2 separate regions of the Homo sapiens genome follow, and region 2 is linked to region 1. The links are chromatin loops, found by intact Hi-C in ENCODE. Cell type or tissue: endothelial cell of umbilical vein. All regions are shown on one strand. Links, peaks and the distances in the headings refer to the core of each region. The heading gives the core; the rest is flanking DNA.

Evidence for each region. Peaks named below come from ENCODE experiments on the same cell type or tissue, not always from the same donor. Only the 100,000 strongest peaks of a DNase experiment are listed, where the experiment ranks them.
Region 2: it touches region 1 in a loop (16-fold over the local background); 3 of 110 quality-filtered maps call a loop at or near these places.

Annotation. Positions count from the first base shown.
Region 1 is chr6:84,761,265-84,764,180 of GRCh38, forward strand. TBX18 (T-box transcription factor 18) reads right to left here. Exons shown (of 8, transcript NM_001080508.3): 1 at 2,626-2,916; 2 at 1,280-1,484. It overlaps LOC124901353 (a long non-coding RNA gene), which reads left to right and starts at 1,077. Exons shown (of 2, transcript XR_007059666.1): 1 at 1,077-1,222. RefSeq lists enhancers at 2,067-2,651, 2,652-2,916. In endothelial cell of umbilical vein, for the core only: a CTCF peak has its summit at 1,569 (motif pointing left); DNase peaks (open chromatin) are centred at 1,567, 1,807 and 2,347; H3K4me3 peaks cover 2,500 bases; H3K27ac peaks cover 2,500 bases.
Region 2 is chr6:83,882,981-83,885,896 of GRCh38, forward strand. The region is part of intron 4 of RIPPLY2-CYB5R4 (RIPPLY2-CYB5R4 readthrough); the gene reads left to right. The region is part of intron 2 of CYB5R4 (cytochrome b5 reductase 4); the gene reads left to right. Among named protein-coding and RNA genes, the nearest start is that of CYB5R4, 25 kb to the left of the region's middle. RefSeq lists a silencer at 1,636-1,705. In endothelial cell of umbilical vein, for the core only: a CTCF peak has its summit at 1,663 (motif pointing right); DNase peaks (open chromatin) are centred at 491 and 1,701.

The DNA.
Region 1 (2,916 bases), core at 417-2,916:
ATTTTAGTAGTTATTTACCAAATTTTTTTCTATAACAAAAATACCATGAAAGACTACTCCTAGAAAAAAATAAAGTCTATTACTCCTAACTAGGTATGGGAACAGTTTAATACGCTGGCTGTTTTAGTATTATTTCAGTGCACCTGTAAGATAAAGAGTAAAGGTCTTTAACTACATCCTTTATAAGACAACTATTGCTTTGTGTTGGTGAAGACTGAATTTGGATCATTAATAAAAGCTCTGTGAAAATGTAGAAGGTAGCATATGGATTCAATAAAATATGTTTTTTTGTAATTTCTAATAAGTTTGGATACTTTTTATGCTATCCAGGTTTTTACCATGTGTACTCCCTGAAAGAGTTGTGTGTGCTTTCTAAAGTTCCGTTTAAGGAAGCTTATTATTCATAGATTTCACTGCACTAAATAAACTGAAAACTTTAAAATGCAAATATTCATGTGCCTACCTCAAATTAATATGATCTGCCCAACAAATCCATTTATTTTACTAACCAATGGATGGGAAAATTTCACACTTTTTAAAAAACCGATGTACCTTTTTATAAAAAATTTTTAAGTATTCCTCAGCAAATTCAGGCTGTGTTGGATTCCATTTAGGACAAAAATAAATAAATAAATAACCAGGTACTCTAAATCTATAAACAGGATGCTTTTTAAAAATCAGGGTAATTATTCTTGCACCTATACATGATTAAACATGTATTGTGGGTGAGTCCAGTGACTTTTCCTCCTAGTCTAATATGAAATAGCAGGACAGATCATCTTATCAAATTGCCAGGATATCTTCTGATAAAGAACCAATCTGCCTGGGAGTTTCAAATCTGAAAAAGCAAATCATAGTTTACTGGAGTAAACTGCTGTTTAAAAATAAAAGAGAAAGGAAAAAAAAAAGAATGTTTCCTAGTTCCAGAACTGACAACTAGAGCCTAAATAAATACCTGGACAAGGGTAAATATGACCTCAAATTTATAACCGCCCTGAACGCAGAACATCAACCGCGACAGCTGTGGCATCAGCGGCGACAGTAATTTTCTCCCTGGCATTCAACCAGAGGGCAGTTGGACTGTGCACCGACTGCACTAGTGGTGGGTAGCCAAAGCTAGCCTCCAAAGTGAACCACGGTCTGGGGCCTGGTCCCGTTTGACCGAAAATGCTATCCAGAACCCCCACCGAGCTGCAGGCCCTTCTTCCTGATTGAGCTAGAGGTGAGTGAAGACAGGGTCTGGGGTAGGGAGGGGCGTCCACGCCAGCTTGCCCATTACCTGCCGGCCTTGGTGATGATCATCTCAGTGCCTATCTCATGAAAGCGCTTCCAGAGCTCGGCTCCCTGCAGATCCACCCGCGGGGCCTGCGGCGAGGGCAGAGGGGTCCCGGGCCGGGCCAGGGAGCGCGCCGGAGACCCCTTGGGGGAGCCTCCCGGTGACGCCAGAGGGGAAGCTCCCTGCTGGAAGCCGTCCTCACAGCCGCCTGGACAGCAAAGGACAGAGAAAGGGAACTGGTGAGGGAAACAGAGGGGAAGCCAGCCGCGGAGACGGGCCCACCTGGTGGCTGAGAAGAGGAAAATGACCGGGAGAAAAGGGGAAGCTTTGGTGCCATCAGGTCCTCCTAAAGAACAAGCCAGTCGATAGACACCCACATTCTGCCTGTCGAAGGGGCGCATTCAGAGCTCCAGTGTGGCCTGCTTGGTCCCCAAGTCCCAAGCCCGGGAGAGGCGCGCGGGCAGCGTCCACCCCACCCGCTGGGCCTCCGCAGGGCCAAGGCCCCAGCAGAAAAGGCTTCACGCCGCCGCCGGGGTCTGGGACGCTTGCCCGACGGAGTCAGAGGAGCTCCCGGGTCCAGAGTCCCCAGTGCAAACTCCGACGCAACCTGCGCCTCGAAGCGCAAGCAGCAAAAGCGCCCGGACTCTGGTCCCAAGAGCCTGGGCCTCCTTAAGCCATAAGCGTCTGCGGCGCCTCGCTTTGGGCCTTCTTTTGGGCCGGGCCGGAGGCATCTTCTAGAAGGCTCTTCAGACCCCGCTTTCGCCAAACTCCCGGCGCCCTGCGCTTCCAGCCCAGCAGAGAAAAGTGTGAAAAGCAAGCCCGCGGTCGCCGTCGGCCTTGGCAGAGAAATCAAGAGGAGAAGGGAAGGGAACCGCTCAACTACCCTTCGGGAAACCAAGTTTCCAAATATGCCGCCCTCTTCCTGGTTTGCACAAACGGTTTAGGGCATTCGTTCCGGTTTCAGGGTGGGGTATGCCGTCGCTCCCCTCCTCCCCGCCCTGTGCTTTTAAAAGTTAGGAAACAAAAAAGAGCACCCATTGGCTGGAACCCCAAGGGAGGCAGATGCAGGAAGCACAGAGCTGCACCGCTAGGCGCAGCAAACAGCCGCGGCCGAAGGCGCGGGTCGCCGAGTGGGCGGCGGCCGCCCGCGAGGCGAGCCTGGAAGCAGTATCTGAACCGTCTGGAGGGTGACCAGGTTGCGCGGCGAGCTTTGCGACTGACACGGCCAATGCGCTAGTGGCTGAGTGGCCTTGGCCATGTAGGGACGCGGCGCGCACGCACACCCACAGACTCGCAGAAGTTCAGGTTCGCGCCGGAGAGAAGTTATAGGCAGGAAGGGGCCCACTCACCCGCGGCTCCGCGCTCCAGGTCTGCGCCACTCCGAGCCGGCCCAGACGTCGCCCCAGCCGGCGGCGGGAGCGCAGCGCCTTCGTCTCCCTCAGAAGAACCCTTTTCGCCCGCGCCGCCGCCGCGGCTGCAGCCTCCGTCGTCCACGGCCCCCGCCGCCTCTTCGGCGCCCAGTTTTCGCCGCTTCTTCTGAAGCTGTTGCTGCTTCTCGGCGCCGATCAGCGCCTCCACCGAGAAAGCGTGCGCCTTGAGGCTTAGCATGCTGCACGGCGAGCCCCTTCGCTTCTCGGCCA
Region 2 (2,916 bases), core at 262-2,761, 880 kb before region 1:
CAAACAAACAAAGGAAAGTATGGATATAATGAATAAAAAATAGAAACTCTCAGAAGAATAGAAACTAAAAAATAGAAATTTAGAATTGAAAAATACATGAAATAACAAATTTGTTGAATGAGCTTAATAGCAGATTGGTGGCAACATAGACAAGACTTAATGAACTTGCAGATAGATGAATATAAATGTCAAATCTGAAGAACAGAGAGGAAAATTATCAGAAATAAAATGAACAGGGACTCAGGGGCCTGTCAGACAAAATAAAAATGTTTAATAAATGTGTCATTGGAATTCTAGAAGGAAAGGAATGAAAGAATGGGGCAGAAAAATATTTGAAGAAATAGTGGCCATATATTTTACAAATTTAGTGAGAGACATAAATTGTAAATTCAGAGGCTTAGCAAATCTAAACATAATTAATACAAAGAAAATAACATCTAGGCACATCCTAAACTGCTAAAAGCTAACAAGGAGAAAATCTGGAAAGCTGCCAGAGAAAACACACTAGGAAATAATAAAAACGACTGCTGAAGGAAAAGTAACACCATCAACCCTGAATTCTATACCCGTAGGGAGACAGAATTCTTGAAGGATAAAGATGAAATAAAGACTTTTTCAGATAAACCAAAACTGGAAATTTATTACCTGTAGATCTGCAATATAAGATAGATGCTAAAAGGCATTCATCAGGTTGAAAGTTAGTGATACCAGATAGAAGTTCAGATATTTAGGAGGTGGTAAATATGTAAGAGAAAATACTACTTTTTGTCCTCTTCATTTTATAAAAATACATATAAAAAATACATGACTTTAAAAGTTATAACATTGTATTGTGGAGTTAAAGGATAGGAGTTAGAGAGCAGTAAATGGTTCTTATATTACGTGGGAAGGCATACAATATTAACTCTTAAGTAAGCAGGTAAAAGTTGAGGATATATACTACAGTTCCTAGAACAATCACTTAAAAAATAATTTAAAGAGGAAGGCCAAAAAGCCAATCGATTAAATGAAATTCTAAAAAAAGTTTGGTTAACCCAAAAGAAGGCAGGGAAAGAGAAACAGAGACATATAACAGAAAACTTGGGGCTGGGAGGGAGATTAGTAAAATCTCCCATATTAATAATTAAGTGTAAATGAATCGAGCACTCTAATTAAAACTATTATAAATGATAGTTTATAATAATTATCTATCATGTAATTATAATTATCTATTGATAATTATCTTAATTATAGATAATATAGAGATTATCTCTTTGTGTGCACCCATGTGTAGATGTATGTATTATCAAGACCTGACTACATGATGTCTATAAGAGGTATACTTTAAAAACACAAATAGGCTAAACGTAAATGTTTGGGAAAAAGTATGCTATCCAGCTAGTAAATTTTATTATTGGTTGGACTATATTAGTATCTGATAAAAAGGATTATGAGGCAAAGAATCTTACCAGAGGTATAGACATTTTATAATGATAAAAAGGGTCATTTCATTAGGAAAACTGTTTATGCCTGTGATAGAAAAGATTCAAAAGGCATGAAGCTAACATTGATGGAATTGAGGGGTAGAATTAAAATCCTTAACTACAGTTGCATATTTTAACACCTTTCCTCAGCAGTTGACAGGAAGTAATTACAATAATGTGCAATTTCATTACTGAACACAAGATGGCAAAGTAGTCACAGTAATTGTAACAATCGACCTGTGCATTTCAATACAGTGAAATATGCCATAATTTTATCGTGTGAACACATCTTTTCTCCTCGTTTATTTTATAGACAGGAAATGAACAGTGGTGAATAATTGCAAGAATGCTACAGTATACTGGCATAATATTTGGTATATACGTTATAGGCATTAAATGAATTTTTGTTGAATGAATATAATGTGGGGCTTTTAGAATTAAATATTTGTTTGAATTTCAAAACCCAAAATTATTTTTTAATCTTATCACGGAAATAACGCTTTTACTTAAAGCAGTGGTTCTCAAACTTTTTGGTCTTAAAATATCTTTACTCTTTTATTGTTGAAGACTCCAAGGACTATTGTTTAGGACATATCTATTGATATTTATCTTTCAAAAATTAAGAAATGTAAAGAATATTTTTAAAATAATTTTACAAATAATGAGCCCACTATATGTTATAAATAGTACCTATGTTTATGAAAAATAGAAAAGTAGCATTGTTTTACATTTTGGCAAATATCTTTAATGTGTGGCTTAATAGATGACGACTGTATTCTCATGGCATCTTCGATATTCTATCTTATTTGTCATGTAGTATCTTGAAAATGTTACACTTGTGAAAGAATGAGAATAGAAAAAGACAAATAACATCTTGGTATTACTATGAAGAATTTTTGACCTTGAGCCACCAAAAAGGTCTTAAGCTCCCTCAGGAGTCCCTAGACCATATTTTGAGACTCTCTGACTTTCAGAAGTAAACAAAGAAGAAATGAAAAATTATTAATTAGTGGATGTGTGGCCTGAACCATGGTGATACAGTTCACTCCTTATTGGTGAGCCGTTATGGTTCACATGTATGGTTACCTAACCTGAAAATTTGTGGGAACTTCATCTGGAAGATAGATTAGTAGGTATAAAATGTCGCTTTAATCTTGCATTGTACTACCTTTAACCAAACCCTATCATATAGAGCTGGGTGTGAGATTAAGTTGGAGCATGCTGTAATCCAGTTCTGAATTCGGTCTTCTGAGCTATTTGTGATGTGATTCAGATTTTATAGATGGCTTTTCTTCTCTGTGGAGAGTTGGAATAGTGACTAAAAAAGAGCTCTCTGAAATTGGAACCTCTAACTATTGCTGGTAAGAATGGAAAACAGTCTGGCAGTGCCTCAAAAGGTTAAATATAGAATACTCTGTGACCCACCAAATTTACTTTTAGTTGTATATACTCA